Regions from separate parts of the Homo sapiens genome. Here region 1 is linked to region 2. A link is a loop called in an ENCODE intact Hi-C map of the cell type or tissue named here. Cell type or tissue: PC-9. All regions are shown on one strand. Links, peaks and the distances in the headings refer to the core of each region. The heading gives the core; the rest is flanking DNA.

Evidence for each region. A loop is a pair of places that touch in the nucleus more often than their neighbours do. Peaks named below come from ENCODE experiments on the same cell type or tissue, not always from the same donor. Only the 100,000 strongest peaks of a DNase experiment are listed, where the experiment ranks them.
Region 1: it touches region 2 in a loop (2.7-fold over the local background); 7 of 110 quality-filtered maps call a loop at or near these places.

The regions. Positions count from the first base shown.
Region 1 is chr5:77,220,261-77,228,260 of GRCh38, reverse strand. The region is part of intron 1 of PDE8B (phosphodiesterase 8B); the gene reads right to left. Among named protein-coding and RNA genes, the nearest start is that of PDE8B, 14 kb to the right of the region's middle. In PC-9, for the core only: no CTCF peak of the experiment used is centred there; a DNase peak (open chromatin) is centred at 3,350; H3K27me3 peaks cover 2,453 bases.
Region 2 is chr5:77,162,941-77,174,986 of GRCh38, reverse strand. It overlaps a transcript of PDE8B not described here. Among named protein-coding and RNA genes, the nearest start is that of PDE8B, 42 kb to the left of the region's middle. RefSeq lists an enhancer at 1,914-2,415. In PC-9, for the core only: no CTCF peak of the experiment used is centred there; DNase peaks (open chromatin) are centred at 5,976 and 7,026; H3K27ac peaks cover 822 bases.

The sequences.
Region 1 (8,000 bases), core at 1-8,000, 56 kb before region 2:
CTCTCTTGCTGGCTTTGATGAAATATGCTGCTATATGGGGCAGGACGGTGTGGCAAGGAACTGAGGGTGGTGTCCAGCCAACAGTCAACAAGGAGCTAAAGCTCTCAGCCTAACAGCCATCTAAAAAGTGAATCCTACTAACAACCATGTAGATAAGCTTGGAAGATTTTCTCCAGTCAAGCTTTCAGATAAGACCCTGCCCTAGCCAACATCTTGATTGCAGCCTTGTAAGACACCCTGAAGTACAGGACCCAGATGAGCTGTGCCTGTACTCCTGACCCAGAGCAACTAATAATAAATGTGGGTGTCTTAAGCCCCTAAGTCTATGGTAATGTGTTATAAAGAAGTAAATATCTGCTTGTGTGTTATCCCTTTCAACTCCTCCAACTAAGTATAAACTCACCTAGGGAAGCAACCATCCTACTCAACTTTGTATTCTTAAATCTAATGCAGGTGCTTGATGCCCAGTTAAGCCCTCAGTATATGTTTGTTGAACTGAACCAGTCTGCCCCAAAGTTTCTGCATATTTGACCCCAACCTTGCTTCCCCTTCCTAAACTGAGGCAGGTAACCAACTCTGTCTTCCATTCTGCGTGGCTCACAGCATAGTTAAGATACTCCACCTCCAAGATTATCTCTTATGGACATGCACAGGCACACCTCCACTCTTTATATCATTTTCTCCATCTTTCATTTCCCATCTGTACCTCCAAAATTTTGCTATGAATCTAATTCATCTTTGCTCTCTCTCTCTCATGGGTGCCTTTGCTTCTGCCAGTCTTTCTTCTCCTGCCCCACCCAAACTTCATGAATTAGTCTTTTCTCCCAGGAACCTAATTATTTTTATTGAAAAATGGTATTTAGAGGTATGATCTCACCCATTCATGTACAACTTGTGAGCCAAGAAAACTCCTTGAGCATTGCTAGTTGATAAAGTTGATACATTTATATAAGGAAAAAAACAAGGTCAGTTTAAAAATTATATTGAACATAAGAAAGCACTACAGGATCATTATGGATCAGATATGTGATTCTATCACAAAGATAAAATCCAATTTCTGAAACATACAAAAGAATATACATCTATGCATTCCATTTCTAAGGTGGAAAAAAACTTGATTTTAGGTCTTGGTGATTAATACCAAAATAAGGTACAATTATGCTCTAAGCTCTAATGAAGGCTCAAGAAAGTTCTTTACAACAATCAGTGATACAGAGCCCCCTGTGGCATTTTGTGGGTGCTGACTGGGTTAATGCCAGTGTAAACGCATAGGACTTTAATGTAAGTGGAAAGGCAGAAGTGAAGATGAAAAGGCAGCCACTATTCTTCTCAAATCACTTTGCTGCCATCATAAGGGAGGAGAATTACAATGTCCAACAGATGCAAGACAAACCTCCTCTAAACAATTTGTCTCAGAGATCTCACACCTCCATGAAAATGAAACTATAGCTGGGTTGAAAGCAGAAAAAAGTACATTTTACTCAAAGAAAATCCTCTGAGATTAAGATCTAGAGATCTTAAGCTTGAGCTTCAGCTAAAACTATATTACTATTTTACAATTACTAAACAACTAAAGAGTCCAAGGAAAGTCTTTGTATGATAGGCAGAAGTTAATGCTCTGGATAGATAAATATATTCTTTCTGGAAAACATTATGTCACTATTGTACTAAAAAATTAGACTGTATGATATGAAAATATATAGGCATAGGGCCATTCCCTGTATCACCATTACAATAGCAAAAATTACTGGAAATAATCCCCCCAAAAAACATCAATAGGGGACTGGCTGAATAAAACAAAGTACAGCCACATGATGGTATACTATGCAGCTATGAGTAGGAATGAGGAATATCTTTATGAACTACGATGGAATGATCTCCAGGATATCTGTTAAGTGAAAAAAGGAAAATGCAGAAAAGTTGAGTTCTGCAGAACATATGTTAATGTGTATTTTAAACAATGGTATGAAATGCATAACATTTTAAAATGTAATTACCAATAAGGCAGAGGGCATAGAATGTAAGAGACAGAGATAAAATCTAAATGTCTCTGAATATACCATATTTTACGTTGATGCATATAAATAATTTACATTCTTATAACACTAAACTAAACATTAAAGAAGACCAAATCAAAAGGAAAATGAAATAAATAATCCTAACTGTATTGTGCTAATCACTAACTGGTCCATTGTTAGTAGAATAGCCACATAAAAAAGAACTGATTTAAACAATTATAAACACAGTAATTTGCCTGCTCACCCCTAGTGGGACAGACCCTAATATCAAAAATCACTGGAAAAAAATCAAACTGTTTTCAGTGTTCATATTGATCATGAAGTCGTGTTGATCACTGGTATTCTGAGATGTGTGCGTGGGGTGTGTGTGTGTGTGTGTGTGTGTGTGTGTGTGCACGCGCATGTGGGATCTAACAAATGAGGAATTATCATGATGATGTTAAGAACCAGGATTTATGTCATGGGAAAGAGGAAATAGAAACGTAAGACTGACGAGGTTGAAGAAAAGGCTTGTAGTCCTAAATTTAAACTGGATGAATAAGTATACACTCACGGTACATTTTTATCTTTCAAAAGTATCTATTTCCTGGCTATGTCCACTTAAAAAGTCCAGAAGCAATGACCAGTCCATTAGCAATGAACACCCGAGATCATACCTCTAAATACCATTTTTCAATAAAAATAATTAGGTTCCTGGGAGAAAAGACTAATTCTAGATCAGAGACAGGGAATGGACGCAACAAACCTGGAACATCTAGTCAGTCCAAAAAGGCAGGAAATCTGTCAAACATTACTAGCAGACTATGAAAAGGACACAGGAGCCAACGTGGCTACTCTGAGTAGACAAAGTCAGGACAACTGAGCATCAGTAAGGACAATAACTGCAATGGACTATGACACATCTAATATTTATAAACTGATAATTTTATAGGAATTCAAAAATCATCACTGGTTACCTTTGGAGGATGCTAGGAAATCAACTCATTATTTTGAAAACTGGCAAATGGAAGAGTAGAATCAAGCATTTGCCCTGCCTTTCTCATATGAACTGTACCTCAGGATAACCAACTATTGGATGGAGGGAAGTTTATCTTTATAGATGCATTCCAGAAGCACTGTAGAAAGAATGGTAGGCTTTTGCAACCCCTAAGGAATTAATTGATCTAGGCAACAATCATCAGTGGCTGCTAACGTCTCCAAGAGACACAACCAGACATCATGTGCCTCCTGATGGAGGTCCATGACACTACCTATAAAGTAGTCTTCCCCAAAAAAAAAAGTAAATAAACCTGAATCCTATCAAGCCTCTAGATCTAACTACCAACATACAGGGAATACAAGGCCAGAAGAATGTGGTTAATGATACCACAGGAATGTAATCAGCAAAGTCCAGACTGTGGGAAACTCTGCTGGACAAATGACCCAGTTTCTTCAACAAACAAATTGTAAGAGAAAAAGAAAGAGAGGAAAGGGAACTCACAGATGACAAGATCCTTAAGAAACATATCAATTGATTGCAATAGCTAGATCTTATTTGAAAGATGATTAAAAAAATCTTTAAATGAAAATGTTTATGAGATAGGGAAACTTCAACACTGTCTTGTATTTGATAATATTAACAAATTATTTTAATTTAGGGATTTGCTAATAGTATTGTGGTTGTGTTTTCTAAACAGTCCTTCTCTTTCAGAGTTACATACTGAAATAGTTACAGCTGAAATAAGAGGATGTTTTAGATTTGCTTTAAAAGAATCCCAAAGTATGGGGGAAAGTAGGAGGTATAAATAAAAGAATAGTCTTAATTTGTTACTGTTGAAACTGGGGGATGTACACGTGAGGTTTCACTATCCTATTCTCACTACATTTGTATACATTTGAACTTTTCCATAATAAAAAATGTTAAATTATGAGCCTTCAAAAATCGGCTTGTATATTATTATCAATAATAAGCAATATTTACTGGGTGTTACATTCAAAGCTAGCAATGGTACATATATTGATTATATCATCCTTGCAGTAACTCTATGAGGTCAGAACTTTCACTATCCTTATTTTTCTATCCTTAGACAGAAGAAGTTGAAAATTAAAGAAGCTAAGCCATAGAACCAACAGATGGTACATACAAGACCACAGTACAGCATAGTTCTCTGACATCAGATCCCAAGTGTCCAGTGAGAAAAGCAAGAACCATTTTATATATATTAAGAAGAGATACCGCTGTAGTGAACTGTTTACAAAGGTGTTAGAAGGTATGGATGAACAAAGGGAAGATGGAGGTAGAGCTGGAGAAACTAAAAAGATAAAGCAGTAACATCCAGAGACAATAAACTGTTAACACCCTGGGCTGACACCCGCCAGCCCACACTCATGCTGATCAGCGGAGGGGGCTGGCATCATCACCACTCAGGCAGCACCACTGCCACTTAGCAGGGGCCACTGCTATCGCCTGTTCCTTTCTCTCACATTCCAATTTCCTGCCAGTATCTCCTACCTGTGGAATCTAAGAGGAAACCATCTGGAAAAGTAATGTGGAAGATGCAGCTTGCAGACTTCTAGCCTCATATAATACAAAGGAGAAAATGGGGAAGCAAAAATGGAGCTACAAACTAAGAGACAAAAAACCAACACCACTACTGTGCTATGCTTGTCAAGTTACAATGTCAAATTGTAAATGCTTGACTTAGAACCTTGATGTAAATTTCACTTTCTTCCTCCGTTTTTCCAACATGGTAGCTACTTGTGTGGTCATTATGCACTTGAGATGTGGGTAGTCCCTACTGAGATGCAGTGTAATTGTAAAATACATTCCAGACTTTAAGAACTTAGTTCCAAAAAAAAAGAAAGAATGGGTGGGGGGAGGGGGGAGGGATAGCATTAGGAGATATACCTAATGCTAAATGACGAGTTAATGGGTGCAGCACACCAGCATGGCACATGTATACGTATGTAACTAACCTGCACATTGTGCACATGTACCCTAAAACTTAAAGTATAATAATAATAAAATAAAAAAAGAAAGAATGTAAACTATCTCATTAACAAATTTTATATTGAGTACATGTCAAAATAATATTTTTAATATACTGGTTAAGTGAACATGTACTAAAATTAATTTACCTGCTTATTTTGACTTTTAAAAATGTGATTCATAAAAAATTTTACAATTACATGTGCAGGTTACATCTGGGTCACATTTTATTTCTATTGGGTAATGCTGCTTTAGAGCTTCAACCCAAAGCAAGCCTTATCTGGCAGTCTCTGAACCATAACACCCAAGAGTATTCTCAGCCATCAACTCCACCAGACTTTAGAGTCCTTCTTAATCAGTTCTCTTGGATCCTATTTATGTCTGGCAGCTTTGAGCTCCAGGCTTAGAAAGCCTGACCTTAATTCTGCCTCTGGCCCCTGCCTGTGGCCGTACAGTTGTCTGCTCCTTGGCTTTTCCTTACAGTCTTCAGCTGACTTACCCCTCAGGCTCACAGTTCTTCATGCTCTCCCAGTAGGAGTGTCTCACCTGGAAGAACCCAATTCCCAATCCGTAACTCCTGCCAGCCAGCCGGCACTCAGTCAACACATTGCCTTCCCACAGAAGACGACAATATAGGGCACAAACAATGGAAGCTCCCGAAACGTGGAACTATGTCATATTCTGTTTTTTGAGATGGAGTCTCCACTCTGTCACCCAGGCTGCCTCCCAGATTCAAGTAATCCTCCTGTCTCAGCCTCCTGAGTAACTGGGATTACAGGTGCAAGCCACCACGCCCAGCTAATTTTTGTATTTTTAGGAGAGATGGGGTTTCACCATGTTGGTCAGGATAGTCTCGAACTCCTGACCTCGTGATCCACCCGCCTCAGCCTCCCAAAGTGCTGGGTTTACAGGCATGAGCCACCATGCCCGGCCATCATATTCATTTTTTTTATCACTCCAAACCTAGAGTAGCGCCTTAGTATAAGGCAGAAAATACACACACACGTACTTGAGAACCTAGCGGGTTTACAGGGACTGTACCTCTAGGTTGTACCAATCCTTTTAGAGATGCATTATCCCTACCGTGCAAGGAGAAATCATGCAGCTTCTCCAAAGTCACAAAGTTTGTACAGGGCAGAGCTGGAATTCAAGCTGGAGTCAGTGAGCACCTTTCCTTCACACCAGGTTACCCTTTTGCAGCCACAAAAATTATAGCAAAGGAGCTGCAAGGGGGCCTTGTGAAATGCCTCCTTTCAAAAGCTCCATGATGTTTGGGGCCTTGGCATGACTAGAGAGGGCTAGGTGGACACCAGGATGTGCCTCCACCCCCAGGGTGGTCAGTGGAGTCCCCATCTACAAACAATGAGTTTCGAATAAGGACACACTCAACTTAGCTAGAACTGTTTCTTCAAGAAAAGTGCCTCACCAACTTGAATAAGCTCCCTTCAGTCAAAACTGGGCAGTCTAAGCACAAATAGGTTTAATAACTGCAATGCATCAACACATCAAATACACATAAACCCATAACGATTCATAATGATACTAAGCAAATTAACAGGCAAAGAACTCCTGTCACCTTAGGAGAATGCTAGGGAGTCAACTCTTGAAAAAAGTTTCTTGAGGCATTCCAATGAATACATGAAGACAAAATGATAGCATATCACCATTTTACAACCTCTAATGACTAATGGATATAAGCAATGATCGTTAATAAGAGTTAGCATCACAGAAAAGAGACAACCAAACATCCTACAAAACTTCGCATACTCCGATTTTCTGTTAGCATCACAGAAAAGAGACAACCTCCACCCTACAAAACTTAGTATAATCCAATCAAACCTCTAAATCAAACTACGGTTTCTAGCAAACACAGAAGGCAGGGAAACATGTTAGATGCATCATGGGAATGCAATAAGTAAACTTTAGATTGGGGGAAAATCTACAGGACAAACAACCCAGGTTCCTCAACAAACAAACTGCAAGTATATAGAAAAGAGAGACTGGAAGGGGAAGCTACAGATTAAAAGAGACTTAAGAGGCATAGCAACCTACTGCAATGAGTGGAGTTACTGTTTGGATACCAACAAACAGTAAAAGAATAAGTAGTAAGACAATTAGAAAAGTGTGATTGATATTAAGTTGTCATATTTTTGGTATATAATGGTTTTATGATTTATTTTTAAAAACAGTTCTAGTTAAAAGATACCAACTGAGCTATCTGTAGATGAAACAGAAAATAAGTGCCACAAAGAAGCTCGACACACCCCTTTTTACCTGGAGATAAAATAGGACAGTGAAAACAGGACGGTTGAGCAGATGTAGCTCTGAGTCCCTAGCTGTGTGACCTTGGTCAAGCTACTTGAGCCGCCTGTGCCTCCACTTCCTCCCTAGCAATGTGAGGTTAATAACACCACCTGAGCCCCTCAGCTCCCCAGCACACAATGGATCACTAAAGATAACTACTCCCTAAAGGAACTTCACGAATTCTCCCTCATCTGCTTCATCAGCCTCTAATTAAACCCGCTTCTCCCAAAGGACACCCATACAAAAGAAATGGGAGTTCTAATTCAATTTTATGTTTCTTTCACAGCAATATTGTTTCAACAGTGTAAATATATTCCAGCTACATAATGGGCTAAAACTTTTTTGTGCTAACCTAGAAACCTAAATGCCACATATAACATGTTTCTATATGAAAGTCTTTCCCCAATAACAACTAGGTGCCTTACAAACTAATGTTTGTCATATAGTCTGCATATAAAAGTGAACACTGCCTTTCACGTTCATCCAAAGCATTTCCTGGTTGTGTTTTAGGATTCAAAGTTCTCACCTTTGATATAATAAGAGATTCCAACCTTTTGCCCCACCTCCTTGTCCCTTCTTGAAAATCTCAACAAAGTCTGCAAAACTCCCCTCTACCACTGCCCGTAGGGAGATCAGGCTAAGTGGATCACACTCCCTTGCCCTCACCTGTTCCTCCCAAGGGATGAAGGCTCCACAGTCAGTCAGCCAGT
Region 2 (12,046 bases), core at 2,240-10,239:
GGATCAGGAAGAGAATGGGTGGGAAATCAAGAGTTCTGCTTGGGCCTTGTGAAATAAGAATCTCTATTAGAGTGAAGATGTCAAAGAGGCAGCTGGATCTATGTGTGAGCTCAGTAGACAGGTCAGGGCTAGAGCCATAAATTTGAGAGTCATTAGTGTATAGATGCTACTGTGAGCTGTGGGGTTGGATGAGGTCACCTAAGGTGGTGGGGAGGAGGGTGCCATCAGAAAGGAGAAGAGGGTGGAGAACCATACTCTGGGTCTGCCAACTCTTCAAGGTCACGCAGCGGAGGAGATACCAGCAGAGCCCAGGGAGCTGAGGCCCATGCGATAGGAGGAAAACCTGCTCAGAGAGAATGAAGCTGTTTCAACGACTTGTTCACTGACACGAAGAGCTAGAAAACGGAGAGCTCCTGAAAGATTTGACACAAGGAATAGTCATGGAGATGTGTACAGTATAAATAAAAAGCTGGTGGTTGAGGGAAGCATATAGTGAAGACCAGTGGAGGAGAGAGAGATAATTAATAACAATAATAACCCAGAAAGAGCTGATGAGAGCAGTGGCTTTGGGGATGGAAAAAAAAGGAAAGAATAGGAAAGGCATTCAGGAATACACTAGGACTTGGTAAGGGATCATATACATGGATGTGAGTGGGTGACTGACTCAGTGGCTGTGAGTGGGGATGCTGGTACCTCCCATAAAAACAGAGACAGGGTGGGCAAGAACAAACACTGAGAGGGAGAAGTTTTGAGTGTGTTGACACCCAGGAAGGATACCTAATAGGTAAGAAGAAACACAGGTCTACATGTGAAGGGAAGTATTTGGGTGACAGCTAAAAATTCATGCAGCATCAATATATAGGTAAGAGAGGAAGCTCTGAGAAGGAGACCTGCAGACCAAGCTTCAAAACAGACTACTGACCTTCAAGGGCTGAACAGAGAGTAGGACAAAGGAGACTTAAGCAGATGGCCAGAAGGTAAGAGAATCAGCTCTCAGGCCAGTGGTTGGTCCCAGCATAACTTCTTCCAGGCCAAGGACAGAGTGTGCTAATAGTAAAGAAATTCATCAAAAGTCAAAATGCCTTAAAGACTGCAAATGGAGAGTTATTCCCTAACAGAAGTAATGTTCTCATAGAAAATAAAACGCATGCCACGCACCACCACCCCCGCCCCAGACACACATACACTTAACTCCGCTACACTTTCTAGAGCTAGAAGCATTTTTCTTTCCTTTGAAAAATGAGATGGGGGGAGAAAGGGAGTAAATTAAAAAGCACTTCAATTTCCCAAATGTAACTAACAATTAAAATGTATTTTCAGCAAATTCTCACAACTCTAGTAGGCTTCACATTAAAAAAAGAGGGCAATATAGATAAATTAGGAAATATTCGCCCTTCCATTTTGACTCACTTGCTATTCTTTATCTTCCCTTCTGTTTCTTCTCCCCAAATTGCTTTTTCCTCCCATTACCAGTCATAATCCTCAAGTTAAATACATGAATATCCTGATTAACAAAACCTCTGAGAATGAAGCAATTTTGTAACAAAATTGCCAATATTTAAAAATCAGCCAACAACCACCTTCTTAAGTCAGATGAATCAGTGTTAATATAGACCATGCAGATCAGTAACTTTCTGAGATCTTGTACCCAACAGTTGCTAGAGGCCAAAAAAGCCAAACAAGCACACATAAACCTCCTCACATACTTTCCATTTGTTTGCAAAGAGTTGAAGATAAATAGTACTAATCCTCCAAAATATTCAGCAGTCAGATTTGTCTACAAGATCTCCAGCCTCTATTCCTGTACCTGTCATCTCCTCCTTCCAACCCAGACACCCACTTTGTGCTCTTCTGACCTCTTGTTCTCTTTCTCTGCCAAAAACTCTGGAGGAAGGAGCATACCCTCCAAGTGTGTTCACTGATTGGCTGATGGTACCACCTCTACATGCATTCACTGATTAGCTGATGAGACTCTACCCTATATATGTGTTTATTGGCTGGGTTATGGCACTCTGGTGTAACATGCATCCAAATCAAAGAAATATGCATTACAAACCATTTGCTTACATACTGTTTGGGTGATGATGGTGGAGGGGTGAATGGCTGGTGGAGGGATGGAAGCCAGAAACAAGTAAACAAGTGGAAAAGTCCTTCCATGCTCAACTTACCTACTCCGACACCCACTGCCTGTCCCAGGTTTCCTGTTGCTCCCTCAGCAGCCTGTGCTCCCCCTAGTCAGCACTGGTACTGGTATTTCCTAATGTCTTATCTTTAGTTCCAACCAGACTAAGCTCCTTGAAGGCTGAGGCTGTTTCTGTCTTATTTCTGAATTTCCAAATACAAAATCAGCACTCAATAAATTTTCACTGGATAAATAAATGGATGAATTAATTGAGGTTGGGATATAAGTGTTCTAATGTTGCTCTTTTAAGTGACTAGTTATGATTGAGGGACAGACTGTCCTTTATCTCTCCATCACCATCAGATGTTCTTTGTTCCCTGAGAAGTGCTTAGAAGCTTTGGCATAAAAGTTACTAGAAGCAGAATTAACAAACACCGTCATTGTCTGCTTCTCCTAGGTGCAAGCATGTTAGCTCCTTACCCCAACTTTGACTTATCCTGTCCCAAGACTCCCAATTGCATATTTTATGTTGTTTGGTGCTCTTGATGTTTCATCAGTCAGGTTATTCAGACAAATGTTTATTGTGGGCCTACTAAAGTTCAGGCACAGTGCTGGCCACTGAGGAGTCAACAATGAACAAACCCAGCCCAGTCCCTGAGTTTGCCAAGCTTGCAATCTAGTTGAGTTATTATTTTATGAATTTTCCCAGTCAGAGGCTTCTTCCCCATCCACGCATTCATCTATCCATCCAATCGACTCCCTTTCTTTTTTTAATAAATAAATTGCTGAGAAAAAGTTGGGTGTTTAGAATATACTTGTCAAATGAAGGCTGACTGTAGTTTGGGTTGTTTTGGCATCACAGAAATATTAAAGCTAGAAAGGATTGTGCTGGATAGGCTCTGTCTGCCCCTCCAGATCATCTCCATCCTTCCTCCCCTCATCCTGTGCCCTAGGAGTCTGACCTGTGGGGAATTCATCAATGGGTCCCTGGCCCTCTGGCTTCCAGTCAGTCAGGTTCAGCCAATGAAAGGCACGAGCACAGGGCTGGACCTCCATCCCTCCGCGGCAACCCAGAAGTCTTTCCAAGTTCCATTGTTGGCTTCATCCCCTGCCCCATTACCACCTGCCTAGGGAGTGGAAACAGCTTCCTGGCTCTCACCAGCCCACAGACACTGCACCATTTTTTAACCCTGCCCACACCTGTGTAAATAAGCCCTCACCTGTTTCCTGAAGGGACTTGGACACAAAACCCATCTCTTGCAACCTCCAGATGTGGAATCATAAATTCCCGAAGAAAAGGGTCAACTTTCAATCTGTGGCTTTAGAGCTGCATTGTGATTTTACTACTCCCAGCATACACAGATTGATATTTTAAAAATTTTTCTATGGGCCGGACAGAATTATGCCAGGATTAAGGTCAAGCCTGAGGTGCCAACTGAAACAAATGTACAAGGAACCAAGTGACAAATGCTTGGCATTTCAAATTCCGAGAAGCCACAGCCAGTGGAATGAAGTTCAAACTATGCTGTGAGACTGACATCCATCTATTTCAGTTCTTTCCCCAAGTCATACCCCTAAATAGGACAAAGTGCCATTTCCAAGTGACCTCAGGTTTCCCACCTGTTTTGTTCACAAACTTCCATCTGCCTGGAATACCTCCCCAATGCTTGTTTCTGTTAAGTCCAATCCCTTTCCACACTACAAGGCCTATGCAAATGAATTCGCCTTCGTAAATGATCAAGCTTTCTCCAATTATTTCCATCAGAAAATAGCTTGTTTTCCTCTAGATACTTGGAGCATTTTCTTTGTACTCATCCATATCATATACTCCTGATTCGTGTTAGAATTATTTGTGTTCAGGTATTTTTCTCACTCCCAAGTTTTGAAGAGTCCTGAGCTCAAGACAATGTCTTACATCTTTTTGTTTACCCTGATGGACTATTGTAGTGCTTCAAAAATTGAAATTCCTAACTAAATGTTTGTTGACTGACTAAATGAATGAATGAATTAGCAACCAAAGTTATTTTTTTCTTGGGACAGTGATATAATTTCTTCTGAGTCTCAGAAGACCAAACCATATTTCACATATTTATCTAGAAATAGCAAATTCGTAAAAGCAAATGGCACTATATTTGAGGAGAAATATTTTCAGATTGTTTCCATATGTGTTTCTATATATATCGGCTTATGCAATATTTTAAATCAAATTTAACACCATGTGGCCATGTATCTCCTAGAAACTCATAACGATGATTTAGTTCAGAGCTTAAAACAATAACAAGAAAGTTCTTAAAGGAGATGTGTTCCTTTATCCTCAGTCCTGCTTATTCTCTAGAAGTTTCCTTTCCAGGCTTGGCTCAGATGTCACTTTCTATCTGTGACCTTCTCTGACATCCCCAGGCAGAACTGCTCCCTCTCCCGAGTTTTCCTTGCCCTCTGTGTAGACTTTTGTTGTGGCTTTTATCCCACTGCTCTGTGGTTAATTACGTGTCCAGCTCCCAGTGAGACCATGAGCTCCTTAAGAGAAGGGACCCAGTCTTGTTCACTTTTGTCTTCCCAGACTTAATATTGTACCTGGCACAGAGTAAGCGCTCAATAAATGCAGTCTGAAAGGAATTGATCTAAGGCCAATTGTGCACTCTGGCTCCAAAAACCTAACCTATGCTTCCTTTGGTTTAAAAACCTGAGACATTTATCAGTTGGGTATGATGGAGGAAAACACATACATGCCCAAAACTGCTCTTAGGAAGCGGCATCCAGATTTCTTAGCTATAGCCATCTACTCAACAGGACCCTAGTTCAGGTCTCAGGGGTAACCTCCACATTAATCCTTTTTGCTTGCAGGTGCAGGATAGCACCTCAGCACCAATTCAGGAACATGTCTTCGTATAGCTAAAATAGGGAACTTGAGATAGAGCCGTGTTTCAAGTCAGGGAGGAGAGAAAACTACAGTGCACTGAGCATTTACTCTGCACTCAGCCCTTTGCATACCTAATCACTTTCAGCACTCACACTATCCACAGGGTCGGCACAGTTTGATTATCCCAAGCTGCAGTAGCACACCTCCAGGGCTCAGTGGAACCATTCTTCTTAGACACACTGGAGGTGTGTCTAAGACAAACTGGAGGTAGCTTCGTTGGAGTGAGTTTCAGGATGGGGATGAGGGTCAGGTGTATCTCTTAGATTACCTCAAGCCACACAGCTGCCAATCCACTGCCTTCCAGACATGCTGATCTTTCCATTCCCTGCAGCCACCAAACTCCTTTTCAACTCGGGTATTTGCACATGCTGCTGCTGCCTGCTCTGACCTCCTCTCCTACTCTCTTTCCCTGGCTACTTCCTACTTGCCATTTAGGCCAGTAGTTCTCAAAGTGTGGTCTCCAAATAGCAGCCTCAGTGTCACTTGGAACTTGGAGACACAAATTCTTGGGGTCCACCTCAGACGTTGGGGGTCAGCCCTTGAAACCTGTGTTTTAACAATCCCTCCAGGTGATTGTGATGTACGTTAAAACGTGAGAAGCACCGTTCTAGGCTTTATGTGAACTGTAGCTCTACAGAGGGGTTTCCCAGCCCCCACCTCCCAAAGCTGAACTGCGCCCCTGCTATTATGCTCTCTCATCTTATCAATAAAACACAGGTCTGACTGTGTTGGTGCTACGGGAAACACTTTGTTTCCAAAAGCAAGCAAACAAAATCAAACACAACCACCAAGGTAAATGTAGTGAAAACTCACTGACACCCATGTCTAAATATCCTGGAAGAGTTCAAGTGACAGGAGCTGGCACTGCGCCAACTCTCAGGGTGTGGCTGTCCTTGTGCTTCTTGGATTTTTTGAATCCCCAGACTCTGTTGGTTTTACTAACTCAGAAGGCCTGAGGCCTCTCTTATCAGACCTCTGCATCAGAATCCTGAATAACAAACGTCTTCTGAACTGAGTACAAGGAAGTCAAGATTTCTCTGGAGTTAGAGGCTGAAAAACATGATTGCAAAGCTGGTGAAAAGAGGCCCTACTGAAAACATGGCAGGTCTGCAGGGACGAGGTGGAGCTTCCATTTCAGAGTGGGAGGAGGGACCCATGTTAGAAATGCTGTGTCTGGACCTGAAGCCATGGGGAGTAATGGAGGGAGGCTGTTGATGGAGCTGAGGCCACTGGTCTGGCAGCAGAGGAAGGAGCTGCGGTAAAGCCCACTCTGTCACTTGCTGAACACACATGCCATTCTCTTCCCCATCACAGGCACATCCCTAAAGGCTGCTTCTGCAGAAGGGATATGACTTGCCTTCGCCCCAGCATCCCTGACTTGCCATTCCATCCAGATCCAGCTCTGCTCCTGAATCTGCCCTGCCTCAGAGGGGCAGGAGGAGTGGGGTCCCACCAGGGCACAAGTGGCAGAGCAGCCCCTGCACAGGCAGTTCTGGGTCAGGGAGCTGGAACCACGCTCCTGGTGCCAGAGCCCAGTTTCATCCCCAGACGGCAGCCGAGGCTCTGTGCCAGGGCTGCCGTGCAGCCTCGCTGCTCCCTGGCCTCCCTCCAGCCCCCGTGCCAGGAAGGAACAGCCTGACACAAGTGAAGAGCAGGCAACTGGATGCTTCCAGCTCTGACTTCTCAGGCTGCCATGCCCTGTCAGAGTGTTACTCCTTTGCCCTGTTCCATAGTTAATTTAGTAATTCAAGGGGAGAGGGGCAGGATGGAGATAGACTTAGACTCTCGTATCGTCCCTGTCTTCAAATTTAAAATATTTTCCAGGCTCAGGCACAAATTTACTTGTCATCACTTGGTTCCCAACAGAGGAAAAAATACAATGGAAAATTAGATCCTGTGTCACAGTGTCATGGGTATAAATAAAATGAAAGGCTAGCTTGACGTCAGCAGTGAGGATTCTCACATTCCACTTCACTTCCTCATCATCAAACATTTGGCTCATGTTACCCCCTTGTGTGGTGAAAGCCAGCTAGTGTAAATGGGTGGGGGCTCTGTGCTGTGGGGGCTGTGTTTCTCCCTCAAGACTCCCCAGGAGTCCTGGGCACACGGTCCCGCAGGGTGGGCCTCACTCCCTGGGCTGGGTGTTTTCTGGGTTTGAGGTGACATTCCTAGCAGATGTCACAATCCGTTCTACTCATCCCTTCAATTTCTCCAAGTCTATTTTTCCACTCAAATTTTCCTGCTCAGGAGCAGCCAGCTTGTCTTTTCACCAGACTTCCTGAGCATACATTGAGGGGACATCTCTCTTCCTGGATAGGAGAAAGGTGGATGCAGGAGGGAGCAGCCGCGTGCCCCCTTGCACAGGAAGGGGCAGGTGTGGAAGGACTCCACTGCACCCTCCGCATCGACGTGCCCTGGAAAGTGCTGTGCACATCGGCCAGGGTGTCTTGATTCATATTCTATACACAATCTAAATTTGGAACTATTTAAACAAACCCTGTGGTAAATAATTTTGTAATGCAAACACTCCCCAACAGGTTCTTTCTTTGTAAATCTAGCTATTCCTCTATTGGGTTTTTCTCAAAGTGTTAAGCACCCCTGTGGCCCAAAGCCAAAAACAGACATGGTCTGGTGTACAACCCAACACATCCTTATCATTAAGGGGCATCTGACTTCAAAGAATGGTGAGGAGTGTTGACAAGCAGGGCCACACTTATGAATACACCAATAACTGTTAATGCAATACAGGAATTAGTGCCTGCTATGACCTGGTTTAATGTCTTGGCACTTAGAGCCATGTCACAGGATCTAGGAGAGTTGTGGAGTCTCTTCCCAATTCACATGCTGCCAGGCAAACTTTCAGATGTTAAATCTTTGTTTTGAAATCACTACATTCAACAAATATTTGTCAACCCTACTTTGTGCTAGGGACCAATGTGGTGCCGGGTATACAGGAATGGAGATGATCCAACTTCTGTGGCCAACTCCGGTCCGGATAGGGAAGGATGTACTGTACCGTAGGGAAAAGAGTGGTCTTTGGGGTCCAGTAGATAAGTTTAATACAGTTCTGTCTCTTCTTGGCTGTTTGACTTTGGGCTTGTTACTCAGCCTCTCTCTGTGACAAAGTTGCCTACCTCAGAGGTTTGCGAGCTTGGTGTGGGATAACCAACATAAGGTGTTTCATAGGGTGCCTGGGCCCTGACAAGTCCTGGTAGGTGCTCAGCAGCACAGGCTCTCTTCCCGCCCTCTTCCCCCACTCCAGAGTTGCATCTGCTGCCTAGAAAAATATATAAAAATAGAAAAGAAAATGACTGTTGCATATACACACAAGGGAGTGTTCATTCTCTCACCCTACCCTACACACACTTGCACACGTGCACATGCTTTAACCTGGCCTTAGATAGGCGTCATTATTCCAGGCCACAGATCACAATGTTATTTTTAGAATGAGATTTCTAACTCTGCTTCCACTCAAGGAGAAGTATATTGGGTTGATAATGGATTGAAATGGCATTTGGTCATTTTCCTCTCTGTGTGTACTCACTGGGGCAGGATTTAGTAATGCCTAGACCTCAGGCCCTTCTCATTTTGTATCCCATTATGGTACCGAAGACAAGCCGGTGGCCTGAATTCTGGGAGACCTATTTTAGAAGATGTGTTTCTTTGACCACAGAAGGTTGTGGGGTTTTTTTTGTTGGTTTTTTTTTTTTTTTTTTTTATCTTTACCGAAAGAATCTCATGAAGAAATGTTGTTCTTCAAGAACTATGCCAGGACAGGCCCAGGGCAGAATTGTGAAGTGCAGAGAGTTTCCTTCCATCATTTCTTCTGCTTCTCCTCAACCTAAGCACTGAGCATCCAAATGCCACAGCTGGCTTCCAGAACCTTCTATGATAATGTTTTGTCTGTTCTGATATAATCCAAGCTCTTATCTTTCCTTTTTTTTTTCTTTTTCTTTTTTTTTTTTTTTTGAGGCAGTCTCACTCACGATCTCAGCTCACTGCAACCTCTGCTTCCTGGGTTCGTGATTCTTCTGCCTCAGCCTCCCAGGTAGCTGGGATTACAGGCATGCACCACCACACCTGGCTAAGTTTTGTATTTTTAGTAGAGATGGGATTTTGCCATGTTGGCCAGGCTGGTCTTGAACTCCTGGCCTCAAGTGATCCGCCCAGCTTGGCCTCCCAAAGTGCTGGGATTACAGGCATGATCCACCATGCCTAGCTAAGTTCTTATCTTTCTTAGACCTCAAAACTCTCCCTTCCTATAATCCTTCCCATATCTATCTGCTACATGGATATGGTTTAGCCCATGAGGTACAATGGAATTTTTATGCCAGTAGGGAGAAGGTTTTTCTGTTTTTTGTTTTTGTTTTTGTTTTTGTTGTTGTTGCAGTTGTTGGTTAGAGAAGCCCTATTGTCTGTCTTAGACCTATTTTAGGGCACTTACCATGCCAGGGGAAAGGATGACATAGGCAGGAGCCTTGTACGTCCGAAGAGGTTAGATGTTCCACCCACACACTCAGCATTTTCTTCTTTTCCTTTGGACCCAGTGCTATGCTGAAGCAGGCCTGTACTGGTTCATGAGAGCTGAGTGTGAAAATTTCAGGAATTTTTCAAGATGGTTGTTAGACACTGTCATTTTTAAAAATTAAATTATACAGGCAAGTAATTAAATAAATTATATTGAAAACAAGAGTAATCAATACTTAAACCCCATCACTTCCTAATTATTTTATTACGCTTTCTCTTATCAGTGCACTTGAAGAGATTTGTCTCTGAGATTTGTATGGTGAGACTGTTGTGTATGATGTGTGACTGCACATCTCTTTCCAGCTCCATGTTCAGTGACATCACGCTGGTAGCTTGAACTCAGACATGGTGGGAGCATTTACACCAGAGAATTTGGCTAACACTGTAAATCAGGGCTTTATTTACTACCCTTTCTCCTACCAAGCCAGTTAAGCATGTATCAGTATACCACTATTTTGACCTGTTGTGGGCCCAGGAGCCTGGCTTGTAGTCAGTTATGAGTGCCAATATTGAACTTCATGAATGTGGAGACAGAAATGCAGAACTTCCCCAAAGCTCTGCCTGTGCCTTCCCAGAGCTGCTTTGCCTGGGTAATTTCTGACCCCCACAAGTCACTCCTGCTGTGTCCCTTCCCCACCACAAAGATACATGTTCCCCCCAACACACATATATACAAATGCTTCCATAGACAACACCTTCTGTTCCAGGTGAATCCTGTTAACTCCAATGCAAGTCTGGGAAATCTGAGAGTCTTCCAGAGTTGGGGGTGGGTTCTGAAGCAGGGCATATGGGTTGTTTTGGATATGAAGCTAGTGTGCCTACCTTCTCTTTTCACCATTTGGTCCCATAAGGTGAGAGAAGAGTGGTTCTGTAGATCTTGACAGACATATGCTGAATGAGTTGAGTAAAGGACTGAGCAAGTAGAAGTAAACCTATAGCTTTGACCTCTGCTTTTGAAAACACTTGGCTTTTCTTTCTTCTGCAGAGTGACTGGGTCAAAAGGTATCATCCTTAAAAGAATTCTTAGTGTTTTATATTTTATAAAACCCCATCACATTTATTATCGCATACAATTTTTAGAATAACACCAAGAGATAGGTACAACACACACATTACTATCCCCATGATGAATGAAAGGAGCCCCCAATTCAGAAGCTACCTAATCTACCATTGCCCACTTGGCTAGTTTGTAAAAGAGCTAGGATAGGTTCCACAATGCCAATTGGTTTTTAAATACGCCATGCCTTACAAGGGCAGGAAGCATGTGATGCCAATTATTTTAACCTCAAGTCAACCAAGTCAACCCCTGTGCTCTTCACTCCCTCTTCTTCTTCCAAGGACTCTCACGTTAGCTTGGCACTTGATTCCATAGCATTGAGCTATTTAGAATTTCATCCTGGTCATGTGCACCATTTATTTACCAGGAAGTAAGATTAGAGGTTGGCCTTCAGTGTCCTTAACAGGGACAGCAGAGTACAAAGAAGAAGACAACAAGGCCATGGGGTCACAAGGCCACGTTTAACTGATCAGTGGGGAAAGCTAGAAATAGTGAAGAAACTCTGCTTGTAAAGAATATGGAGTTCTTAAACTGTGACTCTACATACCATCAACTCCTAAACATTTTTTATGAGACTTTACTTTGTTAATTTCTAACTAAAACACTGGATGACATGAAGCCTTATTAATTTGCTGGCCAATTGGGCAGAGACTATGAAAAGGGGGAAGGAGAGTGGCCAGCTTTTGCAAAACAGCTGCCGACCCAGTCCTTGGGCCAGACCCAAAGAACTGGGGAAAAGAAACTCCTTATTATATCCCTGTAATGAGGGTTTTTGTTTTATAAGCTGTGATGGGAAAAATTTGTACCAAACTGTTCATAGTGGTTATTTGACGGGAAATGAAGATTTTTTTAAAGTCCTACTATCACCAAAGGATTTTCAGTAGATAACCACCTTTTTTTAGTCTTCATTATACTTTCAGAAGTGCAATAATAACACCTTAAATTTATAAAGCATGTCAACCTTTGCAAAGTGTTCTTGTCTATTACTTCAACTGATATATGTGAACACCACATGTAAGAACCCTACCCTTAAATAAATGAAAGCAAAATCTTCTGAAAGACAAAAGAAATGTGGAGGGAGACATTACTCGGAGAGGGCAGGGATTACCATGCAAGCCATTTCTCCAACTCCCTCTCATCTTGTATTGCTGTGTTCCCCAAAGGTTTTCATAATTTTATTTCTGACCCTCATTTCTATCACGAAACTGAATTCAGAAGGTACTGTTTGTTCTTTCTTTTGGTGTTTATATGCCCGCCTCATGGGTAAAATCAATGGCAAATGGCTACTTTGAGAAATAAGACATAAATCATTTTAATGTCGCTTTCCCAAGAGTAAGATAAGTGCTCCCTTTTAACCTGTCTTCTATATTTGAAGTCAAGTATGTTTAGTCCTTAAGTCTGGTTAAAGCAAATATGGGAA